Linked DNA regions of Homo sapiens: region 1 is linked to region 2. A link is an interaction called in ENCODE POLR2A ChIA-PET data of the cell type or tissue named here. Cell type or tissue: PC-9. All regions are shown on one strand. Links, peaks and the distances in the headings refer to the core of each region. The heading gives the core; the rest is flanking DNA.

Region 1 (6,243 bases), core at 1-5,000, 240 kb after region 2:
GCGCCTGACCACCCCAGGCGCCCATATTTCCAGGGCAGTGTCCCAAGGAGCCCCCTCCCCAACTGGTGTCGCAAGCATAGGCCCAGTGAGGCCAGGGGCCCAGCAGCTTGGCTTAGCCGGGCAGGGCTTGGTCACAGTGCCTTTCTGAAGCCATGGGTGAAGCCAGGCCCCCTCCTAACATTTCATCTGAACAAAGGACTCTGCCTCCAAAACTGGAGCCTGGTGGCCTGACCCGCACATTGCAGTGTCCCTCGTCTGGCTCAGGGCCGCACTTTCCCTGTCAGTGTCCCTACTGACCATTCTCTGCTTCTGAAATCTGTGTGTGCCGACTTCTGGGACCTCAGCAGGGGCCTGGACAGTCTGTGGGTCCCTGCCTTCCCCCTGTCCCTGACCCTGCCTGCTCCCTCCCCATGGCTAGGGTGATGCTGAAATGCACAGGAGGCTCAGCTTGATGCATAGAACTGACAGCCCTGGCAACTCTGGCTGAAGTGCCTGTGGGATCCAGGTTTCCCCTACTATCTCCTACCTGTTCCCATGCCCTGATTAAACCCTGCTTACGGAGGCAGTCCTGAGGGCAAATGTTGATGTCTTGGGTCTCCACAACATCGCAGTGGCCGTCGGGGCAGGTCTTGGTGCTGGGAGAGCAGGTGGAGAAGTTCCTGGTGATCCCTGCACAGGACACACAGCAGGCTGTCACCCATGTGGGAGCCCCGCCACACGCCCCCACCACCTCCTAGGCAGATCCTGCCCCTCTAGGGAGGAGCAACTGGAGGCCTGAGTAGGGAAACACCATATACAGAGCCTTGCCAGCGGAAGCATCCTGGGGAGCCATGGCTTATGGGAGAGGAGGTATGGGGGGTTCCTCACACAGGTGGCCCTTACAGCAAAGAGGCCGGGACCCTCTCAGGGCTGCATGGTGAGGGCCCCTCATGGTGGTGGGCACACCCAGGCTGGCCTCTGGCTGATGCAGACAATGAGTCCCCTGCCCACACCACATCCCCTGGCCGAGGACCTCCCAGAAAAACGCCATTCTGTCCCCAGCACATCCCAACTTTGGTTCAGACCTTCCCAAGTCCAGAGTGAATCCGGCCTGGGGACCATTCACTGTACTCACAAGCCCTCTCCCAAGCCCTGCACTGCTGCCCGCTATGCTGGCATCGAGAGCCACATGGGGGATGAGGTGCCAGAAGCAGACCTGGAGCAGGGAGAGCCACCCCAGGCTGGCAGGGCCCCAGGACCCCGTTTCCACCGGTGCCATCGCCCCTGCAGGCCTCCCTTGGGCGTTTCCAGGGCTTACCTTTGCCATCTCCTTGCCTCCACTCACACCTGCCTGTTGGGGAGCCCAGGCCGCCACACTCCTCACACTCCAGCCGTCTCTTGCTGACTGCACAGGACAGGGGGCAGCCCGCCTCCTCGGCCACATCTGCAGGTGGCAGACAAGCAGGGTCACAGGGGGCTGGCCTGGGCCCAGCGTCCAGCTAGTGCCCAAGGACAGGGAACAGCACCAGCTGAGCTGCCCACGGATGGAGCCCAAGGGGACCGGAGTGACAGACCCAGGGCAGCAAAGACAGTGCCAGGAGCACAGGGCGCAGGGCAGGGTACAGGACATCATGGTCACAAAGCAGGGGTCACCTGGGCTGGGGTAAGTACAGGAGGAAGGATGTGAGTGCAGCCAGATTCAGCCAACGACGCCCTGTGGGACCTACATTTCAGATACACAATGAATGGCATGAATGGCAGCTGTGTCAGCATGTTCCTAAGAGGGCATGGATGGACCTAGAGGTGTGTCTTTCGAGAAGCTGCAAAAGTTGCATGGAACACACCTATACCAAAAAACTGCTTGTTGTTTACCCAAAATTCAAATTTACCCAAGGTCCTGTATGTTATCTGGAAGGAGCAACCATTTACTGCTGGGTCACTCAGGGTGAAGCTGGTCCATGCCTTCCCCACTCCCCAGCTAAGCCTTGCAGCTGTACTGCTTTTCTCAAAGGGCAGGAGGCCCAGGCTCCAGAAGCCCCCAGGACCCCGACCCTCCCTCCCTGGAGCAGGCACTCACATGACCCCTCCACTGTTACAAGCAGCTGGGCCTGGGCCTGCCTAGAGGTCTGCTGGTCGGTGGCCACCACCATGTAGTGAAGTTCGGCACACTTGGGCCGCCGCAGGGCCTTGGTGTCATTCACAAACAGGATCCCCGAGGTGTCCTCGGCTGAGGTGACCACCCCTAGCGTGCTGCAGTTGGCACCAGAGGAATGCAGCTTGTACTGGACGTTGATGCCACTGAATGCCTGGCAGTTTTCCACACAGACTTTCCCGATCTAGGGGGGCACAGGGGAACACCTTAGCCAGGCAGCTGGACCGGCCTGTAATGGCCTGAGGGTAGAGATTCCCACACAGCCTAAGTCCTGGAACAGCCCCCAACTGGGCCTGGAGACAGCAGCCCCCCCGAGCACCCTGTCCTCCACCCCTCAGAGCCTTCATACCCACCCACCTGCCCCAGCCCTGCCCTGCCCCGTTCCACTCAGGCCACATGTTACCAGCTGCCCCTGTTCCTGGGAGCTGGAGGTCAAGGCAACCCAGGGCCTCGAGGTTCAGTTTGGTGGCAGGAAAAGCCCCAGGCAGGCCCTGACTCAACCCTTTACTCCCCTTTCCTCCCTCACTCAGACAACAAAGCCGCCGGAATGTCTCCCAGGCTCCTCCCTGGCTGCTCCCAGCTGCCCCAGCAGTGCTCTGGGGACCCCTCACTCCTCCCTCAGTGCACAGGGTTTAGAGGTCCACCCTGCCCTGGTGTCCCCTGGTCAGAGCACTGAACCCCAGCCACAAGACTCGGGAGCATGGTTGCCCCAGCCCATGCAGGACCAGGGGGCCTCCCTGGGACTTTGAGCAGAGCCTCTGGGAAAGAGGAGCCTCTTCTCCTGGGGATGCCAGGCTCTGGGACTTTGACCAGAGCCCCTGGGAAAGAGGGGCCTCTCCTGGGGATGCCAGGACCTGGAGTCAGGCAGCTGAATTCTTTCAACCTCTTGGCAACTCTTGCAGCTGCTTGAAACCAAAAGTTCCACAGATGGCGAGATGGGGGCGGGCCAGAGCAGGGCTGGGCTCTCCCAGGCCCACAAGTGACCACAGCAAAAACCAGCCTCCTGGGCCTCCTCACTTTCCCCTACAAAGCCCACTTCCAAATGCTCATGTGACTCTCAAAATTGTTCAGGGTTCCTGTCCCTAATTCACAGCTTTACAAACTGGGGAGAAAGGTGAGACCACAGTGAGGCTGAGGCTGGACTGGGATTCAGGCCCCCGTTGCTCCTGACAGAGGGCAGGTGACCCAACTTCAGCAATGCCTGCTCTTGCCCCGCCCCCCATGAGACCCCCCGGGGCCCTCTGTCTTGTCGCCCCTCTGTCTCTGATCCCACTCCCATTAAAGGCCAAGGAGGTGGTCGGGGAGCTTAGATATGTCCAAGGGTGGGCTCCCTCGTGGGCTGGACACGGGTGGCTGCCAGGAGCTGATGCGGGCACAGAACCACCCGAAAGAACTGGCAGATGGCCCCTGAAGAGGAGGCGCCACGGGCTGCTCTGCAAGGGAGAGCGGCATGCGAGAACATGCGTGCTGCAGTTTCAAGTCAACTTAATAAGTGCTTACGAGAAACATCCCAGAAAGAACACCACGATGTGCAACACTGGCGCCTATGGGTAGAAGGGATCACGCCTCATGCCTCATGCCTCATCTTCTTTAATGAATATTTATTACTTTTATGCCTTCTATTTCTAATCATTATTTTCCAAAGACAAATATAAATATACGCTTTCTAGCAAACCTAGTTACAAAAAGTAAAAAGTGGAAGCGTTTCCTGCCTCCCCCTGAGGGCACCACTGTGGACAGCACTGTGATCTCTGCACACTTGCAGATCCCTGTCAGGGAAGATCTGCTTTTGCACAAAGGGAGTCACGTGGGACCAACATCTCTGCAAGCCACTCTCACCAATCCACCAGGAAGATTCTTCCGAGTCACCATATGCAGATTTACCCAGTATTGCTCTTGCATTTTTGAAAATACATTTTAAAGATACCAAGAATGGAAAGGGGAAAAAAAGAGAGGCCCAAGGAGCCCCCAGCCCTGCCCACTGTGAGCTCTCCCAGGCCTCTTCTGTGCACACAGCTGTACCTCCTGGCCCTGGGCTCAGGACTCCACCCAGTCTACTCTGTGCTGGTTGGGCCAAGAGGCAGTGTCACCTGCCTCCCTGTGCCCCCATGTCCCTTGGCCTTTCAATCTTCCCCAGACAGGCAATAGGTATGGGCTCACCTGGGCAAATCGGCGAGCCCTCCTGCTCACGGAGAGGGAGTAGGTACTGGGCAGGTGCAGGCTGACCGGCAGCACCGACACGTTGAAGTGGAGCAAGAGGACGCCCGCTCCTGGGCCCTGGAAGTCTGAGTCATTGACCAGCACCGCCAGCTGCATGGTGCGGTTCTCCGAGATGGAGAGGTTCCGGTTGAGAACCAGCCCTGCAGGTAGGGGCACAACAATGACCACCAAGCTGCTCTGGCTGCTTCCTCATGTGTAGCACACCTCTTCCCAGACACAGCCCTGCACTCACACTGGTGCAAACACGCACTTTCACACATACAGTGCCATGCAACAGGCCTGGGGCTGGTCCTAAGTTAGCACCAATGTTCAAACGTTGGGATTTACTGAACTGAAAGTCCAAGGAACCCTTCTCAATTTGAGGCAGCCTGTGTGTGTGTGCATGTGTACGCATTGTATGGGGTGTCTGTGTGTATGATATGCTTGCATGGTATGCGTGTGTGTGGTATGTGTAAGTGTGTAGTATGCATTTGTGTGGTGTCTGTGCATAGGGTATTGGTGCCTGTGTGTATGGGGTGTTTGTGTATAGAGTTGTAAACTGAAACTAAAATCTTGAGTCCCCGGACCAACTGAATAGATCCCCTCTTGGCCAAGGGACACCAGAAAAACCTTAAAAACAGAATTCTGGGCCATGACAGGAAGGCAGGGTGGACTTGCCTTATTAGGCCCTCTTCCTGCTGGAGTTTGGACACAACTGACCGGCATTAACATTAAAACAGAGATCATAAGACTGACAGATCGGACTCTTTGTGGCAGTAAGATACCAAATTATAAACAGGACCTAAGGCCATGCCAGGCAAGGGTTAAGAAACACCCTACAAACCATAACATTGGTTTTCTTTTTTGAGACAGAGTCTTGCTCTGTTGCATCTCATTGCAGCCTTGACCTCCCAGGCTCCAGCCATCCTCCCACCTCAGCCTCCCAGGTTCCTGGAATCCAGGCATGTGCCACCACGCCTGGCTAATTTTTTGTATTTTTTTTTTTTTTGTAGAGACAGGGTTTCACCATGTTGCCTAGGCTGGTCTCGAACTCCTGGACTCAAACAATCCACCCGCCTCGGTCTCCCTAAAGTGCTGGGATTACAGGCGTGAGCCACTATGCCTGGTCCATAAAATCTTGTTAAAAACCTTTTTTTTTTAAGTTACCCAGGTATAACGTGGTTTACTTTCCCTCCTGACCCTGTATAGCATCAGGCGACACATAGCAGGCCTCCTTAACATTCCTTTGTACTGACCTGAAGTCTTTAGGCAAAGCTTAACTCTTTCAACCAACTGTAAATTAAAGAATCTCTGCATCTACCTCTAACCTGTAAGCCCCTGTTTTAAGATACCCTGCATTTTGGGGCCAAACCAATGTATACCTTCTGTGTGTTGATTTATGTCCTTGCTTGTAACTCCTGTCTCCCTAAAATGTATAAAAGCAAACTGTAACTCCACCACCTTGGACCTGGGGACCACTTACTCAAGGCTTCTTGGGTTTGTGTTTTCTCCAGGCTGTGGTCACTCATCCTGGCTCAGAATAAACCTCTTTAAAATGTTTTACAGAGTTTCGTTTTTTGGGTAACAGGGTGTGTGTGTGTGTGTGTGTGTGTGTGTGTGTGTGTGTGTGTGAGGCATGGGGGGTTAAAGGTCTACATTACCAAGGCCCTGGGAAGGACACACTAGAGCCCTCCAGACAGCTCCCCCAGAGCATGGCAGAACTACCCTCCACTGCAGGAACCTCCAGCAGACCCAATGACCCCGCAGGCCAAGCCCTGGAAGTCATGCCATCGGTGTACCTGCCGCGTGCTGCCACTGTGGATCTCATGTGGTGGAAACAATGATGGGAGGGGCACTCTGGCACACAGGGTGTTCAGTGCCAGGGCAAGGAGGCTGTCTCCCCTCTGACAAGT
Region 2 (9,870 bases), core at 2,717-7,716:
TTTCACGATGTTGGCCAGACTGGTCTCAAACTCCTGACTTCAGCCAATGTGCCCATCTGGGCCTCCCAAAGTGCTGGGATTACAGGCGTGAGCCACCGCACCCGGCCATTCTTGGAAGTCTTTTACTGGCCACATGTTGAAACACTCCTCTTCCTTTCTGTGTCTCCCTGGCACATCACCTGATGCCTGCAGTCACTGAGAGCCTGTTCCCTGGCACCTTGTTTTCAACATACAGGTTGAGCATACCTAATCCAAAAATCCAAAATTTGTCTGGGTGTAGTGGCTCACACCTGTAATCCCAGCACTTTGGGAGGTCAAGGTGGGTGGATCCCTTCAGCTCAGGAGTTTGAGACCAGCCTGGGCAACATGGTGAAACCCCATCCCTACAAAAAATATAAAAATTAGCCAGGTGTGTTGGTGCACACCTGTGGTCCCAGCTAGTCGAAAGGCTGAGGTGAGAGGATCCCTTGAACCCAGCAGATCAGGCTTCATTGAGCTGTAATTGTGCCACTGCACTCCAGCCTAGGTAACAGAGTGAAACCCTGTCTCAAAAAAAAAAAAAAAAAAAAAATCTGAAATCCAAAAATGCTCCAAAATCCAAAACTTTTTGAGCACCAGCATGACGCCACAGGTAGAAAATTCCACACCTGGCCTCATGTGACAGGCCATATTGAAAAGTCAAAACTTTGTTTCATACACAAAATTATTTGAAATATATAAGATCTGCTGGATGCGGTGGCTCACACCTATAATCCCAGCACTTTGGGAGGCCGAGGAGGGCAGATCACGAGGTCAGGAAATCGAGACCATCCTAGCTAACACGGTGAAACCCCGTCTCTACTAAAAATGCAAAAACAAAATTAGCCGGGCATGGTGGTGGGCCCCTGTAGTCCCAGCTACTCGGGAGGCTGAAGCAGGAGATCAGCGTGAACCCGGGAGGTGGAGCTTGCAGTAAGCCGAGATTGCGCCACTGCACTCCTCCTGGGCGACAGAAGGAGTCTCCGTCTCAAAAAAAAAAAAAAAAAAAAAGAAATATATAAAATCATCTTCAGGCTATGTGTATAAGGTATATATGAAACATAAATTATTTAGACGTGGGTCCCATTCCCAAGATATCTCATTATGTATATGCAAATATTCCAAAATCCAAAAAATTCCACAATCAGAAATATCTCTGGTCCCAAGCATTATTTTTTTTTTTTTGAAACAGAGTCTTGCTGTGTTGCCCAGGCTGGAGTACAGTGGCACGATCTCAGTTCAGTGTAAACTCTTCTTCCTAGGTTCAAGTGATTATCCTGCCTCAGCCTCCCTTATCTTGGAATTACAGGAGTCCACCACCACGCCTGGCTAATTTTTGTATTTTTAGTAGAGATGGGGTTTCACTGTGTTGGCCAGGCTGCTGGTCTTGAACTCCTGACCTCAAGTGCTCGGCCAGCCTTAGCCTCCCAAAGTGCTGGGATTACAGGCATGAACCACTGCGGTGGGCCCATTTTCTTTCTTTTTTTCTTTTTTGAGACGGAGTTTTGCTCAGTTGCCCAGGCTGGAGTGCAAGGGCGTTATCTCGGCTCACCGCAACCACAACCTCCGCCTCCCGGTTCAAGCGATTCTCCTGCCTCAGCCTCCCGAGTAGCTGGGACTACAGGCGCCCGCCACTGTGCCCGGCTAAGTTTTTGTATTTTTAGGAGAGACGGGGTTTCACCATGGTCTCGATCTCCTGACCTCGTGATCCACCCGTCTCGGCCTCCCAAAGTGCTGAGATTACAGGCGTGAGCCACCATGCCCGGCTAATTGTGTATTTTTAGTAGAGATGGGGTTTCTCCATGTTGGTCAGGCTGGTCTCGAACTCCTGACCTCAGGTGGATCTCCTGCCTCGGCCTCCCAAAATGCTGGAATTACAGGCATGAGCCACCGCACCTGGCCCCATTTTCTTTTTTTAATACAGAATCTCACTCTGTCACCCAGGCTGGAGTACAGTGGTGCAGTCTCAGCTCACTGCAACTTCTGCCTTTGGAACTCATCCTCCCACCTTAGTCTCCTGAGTAGCTGGGACTACAGGTATGTACCACCACGCCCAGCTAATTTTTTTTTTTTTTTTTTTTTTTGAGACGGAGTCTCGCTCTGTCGCCCAGGCTGGAGTGCAGTGGCACAATCTCGGCTCACTGCAACCTCCGCCTCCCAGGTTCACGCCATTCTCCTGCCTCAGCCTCCTGAGTAGCTGGGACTACAGGCACCTACCACCACGCCCGGCTGATTTTGTTTTTGTGTTGGGTTTCACTGTGTTAGCCTGGATGGTCTTGATGTCCTGATCTCGTGATCCGCCCGCCTCAGCCTCCCAGAGTGCTGGGATTACAGGCATGAGCCACCGCACCCAGCCAGCTAATTTTTTTTTGAGATGGAGTTTTGCTTAGTCGCCCAGGCTGGAGTGCAATGGTGCGATCTCGACTCACTGCAACCTCCACCTCCTGGGTTCAATCAGTTCTCCCACCTCAGCCTCCCGAGTAGCTGGGATTACTGGCGCCTGCCATCATGCCAGGCTAATTTGTATTTTTAGTAGAGAGGGGGTCTCACCATGTTGGCCAGGCTGGTCTTGAACTCCTGACCTCAGGTGATCCACTTTGGTCCTCGGCCTCCCAAAGTGCTGGGATTACAGGTGTAAGCCACTGTGCCCAGCCTAATTTTTGCATTTTTAGTAGAGATGGGGTTTCACCATGTTGAAACTGCCTAGGCAAAATTATGACTGAGACAGTGAAAGAGATCTAACTTAACCGACTACTTCTTGCTTCTAACTGCCAAGCTGCCTTTGTTCATTCCTGGATGTGGGCTGAACTAACTTTGGGAAAAACTTAGTTTGTAGTTTGTTTGTTTATTTATTTATTTATTGAGATGAAGTTTCGTTCTTTTGCCCAGGCTGGAGTTCAGTGGCAGGACCTAGGTGAGATCTCAGCTCACCACAACCTCTGCCTCCTGGGCTCAAGGGATTCTCCTGCCTTAACTTCCGGAGTAGATGGGATTACAGGCGCCCACCACCACACCCAGCTAATTTTTTTGTATTTTTAGTAGAGACGGGGGTTTCACCATGTTGGTCAGGCTGGTCTCAAACTCATGACCTCAGGTAATCCACCTGCCCCCTAAAGTGCTGGGAGGTGAGCCACCTCGCCAGGATTGCTTGCCGTTTATAGTTTAAACAAAGATGGTAACAGCCCTTTCTCAAAGCAGACTTCCTTCTTGCCTGGGGACTAGGCTAACATTAGCCACAGAATTAGAAATAATGGTTTAGGAGTCATGCAGCTGGAGGCTACAAGATTCTGACCCTCCCTAAACTGCTGCTAAGATCAGTGCTTGAGATATTTTACAGACCTGCACTTGTGGATCAGCTGGCACCACCCAGATCAATAAACTGGCTTGTCTGACATTGTGTTCCACACCCAGGAACTGACTCAGTGCTAGAAGACAGCTTCTACTCCCTATGATTTCATCTCTGACCAATCAGCACTCCTGGCTCACTGGCTCCCCCTCTACCCACCAAGTTATCCTTAAAAACTCTGATCCCCGAATGCTCAGGGAGACTGATTTGAGTAATGATAAAACTCCAGCCACCCACACAGCTGGCTTTGCATGAATTACTTTTTCTCTATTGCAGTTCCTTGTCTTGATGAATTGGCTCTGTCTACGCAGTGGGCAAGGTGAACCCCTTGGGCAGTTACAGTGTTGGCCCAGATTACTTGAGGTCAGGAGTGCAAGACCAGCCTAGCCAACAGGGTTTGTGTGTGACTATGCCCGGTTAATTTTGGTATTTTTAGTGGAGACTGGGCCACCTGCCTCAGCCTCCCAAAGTGCTGGGATTACAGGCATCAGCCACTGTGCCTGGCTCCTTTTTTTTTTTTTTTTTTTTTTTTTGAGAAGGAGTTTCGCTCTTGTTGCTGAGGCTGGAGTGCAGTGATGTGATCTCGGCTCACTGCAACCTCCGCCTCCTGGGTTTAAGCTATTCTCCTGCCTCAGCCTCCTGAGTAGCTGGGATGACAGGCATGTGCCACCACGCCTGGCTAATTTTGTATTTTTAGTAAAGACGGGATTTCTCCATATTTGTCAGGCTGGCCTTGAACTCCCGACCTCAGGTGATCCACCCGCCTTGGTCTCCCAAAGTGCTGGGATTACAGGAGTGAGCCACTGTGCCTGGCCCATTTAAAAATTCTTAGTTGGCTTTGTGATTCTCAAATAAGGCAACACTTCCTTTCATAAAATGGAATAAATGTTCCAGGGAACTGAGCAGAGGAGGTTGGTTTTATAGACCAAAATGGCTAAAGAAAGCAGAAACAAAAAAGAAAAAGTGAATTGGTCGTTTTAAGGTTGCTTTCCTCCTAAGGCAAGAATGAGACAGAACAATAGAAAAAAGAACTGATTGACTAACCTCGGGTCCCTTTTTGTTGTAAGGATTAAAGGCAGAGGGAACTTCATTATCATGCCACTGAAGCTGGCCTGTTTGGGAAGTTGGACTGTTATCTCTCTCCTGATGGAAGGCCAGAGGTGACTCTGTTTTGGAGTAATTGTATTAGAATGAAAATGCTTTGAAAGTTATGTTAGATAAAAATTATAGGAGACCCCTGTGTTTTTTTTTTGTTTGTTTCTTTTTCTTTTTCTTTTTTTTTTTTTGAGGCAGAGTTTCAAGTTTTGCTTTTGTTGCCCAGGCTGGAGTGCAACCTCTGCCTCCCGGGTTCAAGCGATTCTCCTGCCTCAGCCTCCTGAGTAGCTGGGATTACAGGCATGTGCCACCACGCCTGGCTAATTCTTTTTGTATTTTTAGTAGAAACGGTTTCTCCATGTTGGTCAGGCTGGTCTCGAACTCAGGTGATCCACCCAGGAGACCCTTGTTTAGGACTAAGCTGATCCTAGCAGGAGCTTAGTCCAAAACAAGGGTCTCCTATAATTTTTATTTATATAATTACTTGGTATTTATGGATTGACTCAATACACACAGCTCACTGCAGTTCCAGGGGCTGCAAAGGGACAGCGCAGAGCTCCTGCCTCCAATGGATGATATCACAGTGGGCTTAGAGTGGGAGGAAGAAATAGATGTGTTATCTTCCCAGTGTTGACTGACGGGTGTAGTGAAGATTCATAAAGCAGGCTGTGAGGCAGAGTGCTGGGGCAGAGAGACAGCTTTCTCAGAGGTCAGAGTCAGTCAGTGAGAGAAACAGGTTTTCTTTTTTTTTTTCTCAGTAATCCTTGATCACTGTTTCTGAAGAAACAGGTTTTAAATATTTATAAGCCATAGTCATAAATTTCTCTTTGCTATTTCCTCCAGTTAAACTGAGCCAATGAAGTAAAATACTTACCCAGATTTTAGATTAAGGCATAATTTATGAAAAGGGTTTCTTATCTCAAACCAGTGGTTCATTCCAATAAATGTCTCTCCACTGAACTCCTTTATCTAAATCTTTATAAAAATAAGTTAGTTATGATGAGATTAAGCATCTGATAAGGGGAATCACTTATTTACTTGGTAGGAGTAGAATAAAAGAATGTTTTTACTGGCACTGAATGTTAAAGTTGAAAGAATCCCACGACACTACGATTTGGAAAGGTCTTGGTTCTGTGTTTGTTGGCATAGAATGTGACCATGAATGTCAGTAGTTTGTAGAGGCTTGTCTGTTAAATAAGTTAAAGAAATTATTGAATTTGTGGCCACCTGAAACCTAGATTCAAATGCAATCAGAGCTCCACATGTATTTGTTGTCTCCACAGCAGTAGCTAATATAAAATACCAACCATTTGTTATTTGGCCTCCCCAGTAAACAAAGGGAGCTGGTAGTGTGCTCTCCTATGATCAGACTACAAAAGAGAAGGAGAAGTGACTCAGAGCAATGTTTACCAAACCAGAAAGAACTATTGAAGAAGTCGAAATTTAGTAAACAATGGGGAAAAAAATCCAATCATGTTTTTAAAAATAGAGCACCAGGTTTTTTCTATAATGTAAAATTAAAATGTCTTGTGGTTTGATGTATAAATTCTTGAGAGCTATTATTTGCCTCTAAGTTCTTAATAAACTGGTAAAATATTTTAATATATTAACTTCTAATGATCAACATTGGGATTTTCCACACTGAGGGTCTGAATTTATAGCCTGCACCACAGAGGAATTGGAGAAACCATTTTGCTCTGAGGGATGGGTAGAGTTTGCTATTTTCCACCTTTTCACTGACACAGGTGATTAGGACCCCTCTAGGTTCCTGGGTTTGGGCAGACTGGGGGTGCATGGGACTCATTTCCAGTCCTAAATTGGCACACCTGCCTTAGAAAACAATCAACATTGTCTCTGAAAGCTGAAGTTGTGCACACGTGGTGCTCAGCAGGGATGCCCCAGGACCGGACACACCTGCCCCTAGAGGAGGAGGGCAGATCTGAAAGTGGGAGCTGAAGTTGGCACCATAGGTAGAGTTATCTCTAAGAAAAGAACACAAGATTAGGCCGGGCGGGCACAGTAGCTCACACCTGTAATCCCAGCACTTTGGGAGGCCATAGGCGGGCGGATCACCTGAGGTCAGGAGTTCAAGACCAGCCTGGCCAACATGGTGAAACCCCGTCTGTACTAAAAATACAAAAATTAACCGGGCAGCACGCAGCTGTAATCCCAGTTACTCAGGAGGCTGAGGCAGGAGAACTGCTTGAACCCGGGAGGCAGAGGTTGCAGTGAGCTGAGATTGCACCACTGCAATCTCGGCTCAAAAGATGGACAGAGACTCCATCTCGAAAAAATAAAAAAAAAATTAACCGGACATGGTGGCGCACACCTGTAAGCAGGAGGCTGAGGCACAAGAATCACTTGAACCCAGGAGGCAGAGGTTGCAGCGAGCCGAGATGGCGCCACTGCACTACAGCCTGGGCTACAGAGTGAGACTCTATCTCTAAAGAAAAAAGAAAAGAGCACAGAATTCTGAATATAATCAGTTTGTCTCAAAGTTTGTATTTATTTATAATGATAAAAGAATGATTTTAGAATGACAAAAGCAAAACAACTGCAAATTTTCAAAAGCATAGCATAACAAAATTCCAAAAGATAAATTTTAAAATTAATTCCCTCATAATTACATTTTGCTGCTACCAGTAACTGCATAATCATGATCACTGCTTCATATGATAATGATTTAGAATATTATAACAATTTCTTTGAGAAAGAATGAAGGATAAACGGGTCTTCTGGTGTGATTGACCCCCTCTCTTTTTTTTTTTTGAAGTGGAGTTTCACTTTTGTTGCCCAGGGTAGAGTGCAATGGCGCAATCTCGGCTCACTGCAGCCTCCGCCTCCTGGGTTCAAGCAGTTCTCCTACCTCAGCCTCCCGAGTAGCTGGGATTACAAGCGCCCGCCACCACACCCAGCTGATTTTTTTTTTTTTTTTTTTTGTATTTTTAGTAGAGACAGGGTTTCACTATGTTGGCCAGGCTGGTCTGGAACTCCAGACCTCAGGTGATCCACCCGCCTCGGCCTCCCAAAGTGCTGTGATTTCAGGCATGAGCCACCATGCCCAGCCGACTCCCTCTCTTAAATTTTTTTTACTAATAGCTTAGAAAATGTGCATTCCAGTTCACCACTTATTATTGCTAACATTTCCCCCCATACCAGTTGCCCTGAATATATGCTCCCCATTGCTAATGTGAAAGTTTTGGATATTGTCAAATTTGGGAAAACCTCTTTCAAGTGTTTTTCACATAGGAGCAGCAAGATTTCAGGGCTCTCACGTTCTCCAGTGCAGTGCAGTCTTGAACATTCTTTGAATTGAGGATGCTCATTAACTACATTGCTGCCACCAAACCCCCAAGAGCCTTGGCAGAGCCCCTGGGTGTGTGTGGGTAGGGGAGGTTTGGGGGGTGTGGAGGGGGCCTGGAACTAGGGTGGGCCCAGCGCTGGGCAGGGGTCTGGGTGTGGGAAGGTGACCAAAGTGTGACAGGGAAAGCTGTGAGGGAGGCCCTGGGCGTGGGAGAGTCAGACATGGGGTGGGGCCGGGACGTGGGGGACGATGGCTAGAGGGTGTGGGGGTCTGGAATGCAGGGGGCCAGGATACTGGGGGATCGGGCATTGCAGAAGTTGCTGGGCACGGGGAAAGCCGGGTGTGGGAGGAGACTCAGGCCATGGGGTGCGGGCTTAGGCGGCCTTGGGGAGCGGTTTTGAGTGTGGGGCGGGCGTGGGGTGCAGATCATGGGCCGGGATCTGAGCTAGGTGGCTGGTTGTGGGTGGGTCGGGCGGGGGAACGGGGGCCCGGGTGTGGGTGGGCCTGGTGCGTGGGGTTGAAGCTTCAGAAACTCCAGTAGTGCAGAAATGTTCCCACCAAGCACTGTCTTTAATAGAAAAAAACAAGGAACGACATATATTTGCACTGACACAAGAAACGTCTCCAGTGACAGGAGAGACCGTCGCGGTGCCGGAGCGGGTTGGGATGGAATTCGCGGTGACCCAGGCACTGACTGGCACGCGCGGCTGCGTGCGGGCACCGAGGAGCCGATGGAACTAGCGCGTAGAGCGCTGTTCACGCGGAGCTCCAAACTCTACAAGGAAGCCCCGAGATGGAGACAATGAAAAACAAGCACACGGTTCACGCTGGGGTCCCTTCGAGCCGCAGGAAAGGGAGAGGCGGCTCGCGGGGCGGCCTGCCGCGAGTTGAGATGCGCTGAGCACCGGGCACAGCGGCCGTTTGGAGAAGCAGACGTGCGGCTCATTCGGGGAGGGCGCAGAGGTGTCTCATGGGGGAGGCGCAGCCAGCTTCTGAAGTGGGAATAGAGGGATTGTTTCCAGGATTAGCAGCCATGGAGAGGGTGGGGGTGCAGGCTGGATAAGGGGCCGTTCTTGCGGATTGGCAGCCAGTTTGGGCAGCTCGGTTGGAGGGGTTGTTCTCCAGTATTACTGGCCATGGTTCGGGCAGCCTGGACTTTATGGGGGAATGCAGGGATTGTTTGGAGCAATCAGCACCCATAGGCTGGGCAGGCTCGATTCTTTATTGGGGGGTGTCTTGCTATGTTACCCAGGCTGGACTCAAATTCCTTGGCTCAAGTGATCCTCCCACCTCCTCAGCCTCCCAAAGTGCTGGAATTACAGGCGTGAGTTGCTGCACCCAGCCTGCTCAGTGACGTTGATGTTAGCCAGATTCCATCTTATCTATGGAAAACGGAAGCACAACAGGTGAAGTTGCCTGCCAAGTCAGCCAGCTGGTAAGTGGTGGGACTAGAATTAGATCCGGGCGGTCAGGTTCCAGCATCTGGGTCTCTGGGCACAGGCAACAGAGTGTTTGTTGAAGAATGCTGAATGTGGCCTACGGGTGGGGGAAGATAAGAGGAAGATTGCAGGTAAATGTCATCTCCTGACTGAGGAGGAGTTCACATCTCCTCCTTCCCCAGGCCTTCAACTGATGGACTTCCCAGCCATCTTCAGGAGGCTGCACTCATGAGGAGGCAGTCCTGGTTCTGATAATAAAGCCTTGGCCACTGGGTGGGGGCCAGATGAGGCCCCAGGGCTGGTCCAGGCAGGTTGGGACAGGTTCTGTTCCTCAGCCAGGAAGGGGTCTTCATCAAAGCCCAGGAAGAGTCACTGGCATCTCCAAGTCACAGTTCTTTAATTTGTATTTTTACAGAGACAGGGTCTCACTTTGTTGCCCAACCTGGCCTCAAACTTTTGGCCTCAAGTGATCCCCCTATCTCAGCCTCTCAGTGTTGGGATTAGGGGTGTGAGCCATCATGCCCAGCAAAGTTCACAGTTTTTTGTTTTTGTTTTTGTTTTTGTTTGAGACAGTCTCGCTCTGTCACCCAGGCTGGAGTGCAGTGGCGCCATCTCAGCTCACTGCAACCTCTGCCTCCCGGTTTCAAGCGATTCTCCTGCCTCAGCCT

What was found. Peaks named below come from ENCODE experiments on the same cell type or tissue, not always from the same donor. Only the 100,000 strongest peaks of a DNase experiment are listed, where the experiment ranks them.
Region 1: POLR2A ChIA-PET joins it to region 2 with 5 read pairs; 2 of 35 experiments call an interaction of 5 or more read pairs at or near these places.

Annotation. Positions count from the first base shown.
Region 1 is chr10:43,107,279-43,113,521 of GRCh38, reverse strand. It overlaps RET (ret proto-oncogene), which reads right to left. Exons shown (of 20, transcript NM_020975.6): 6 at 4,292-4,491; 7 at 2,057-2,315; 8 at 1,298-1,423; 9 at 559-669. Among named protein-coding and RNA genes, the nearest start is that of CSGALNACT2-DT, 28 kb to the left of the region's middle. RefSeq lists a silencer at 4,297-4,460. In PC-9, for the core only: no CTCF peak of the experiment used is centred there; a DNase peak (open chromatin) is centred at 2,610.
Region 2 is chr10:43,349,662-43,359,531 of GRCh38, reverse strand. LOC105378271 (a long non-coding RNA gene) reads right to left here. Exons shown (of 3, transcript XR_945902.3): 3 at 9,226-9,299. It overlaps LOC107984226 (a long non-coding RNA gene), which reads left to right and starts at 8,314. Exons shown (of 3, transcript XR_001747439.2): 1 at 8,314-9,198. RefSeq lists an enhancer at 3,282-3,989. In PC-9, for the core only: a CTCF peak has its summit at 3,593; DNase peaks (open chromatin) are centred at 3,381, 5,311 and 5,791; H3K27ac peaks cover 3,486 bases.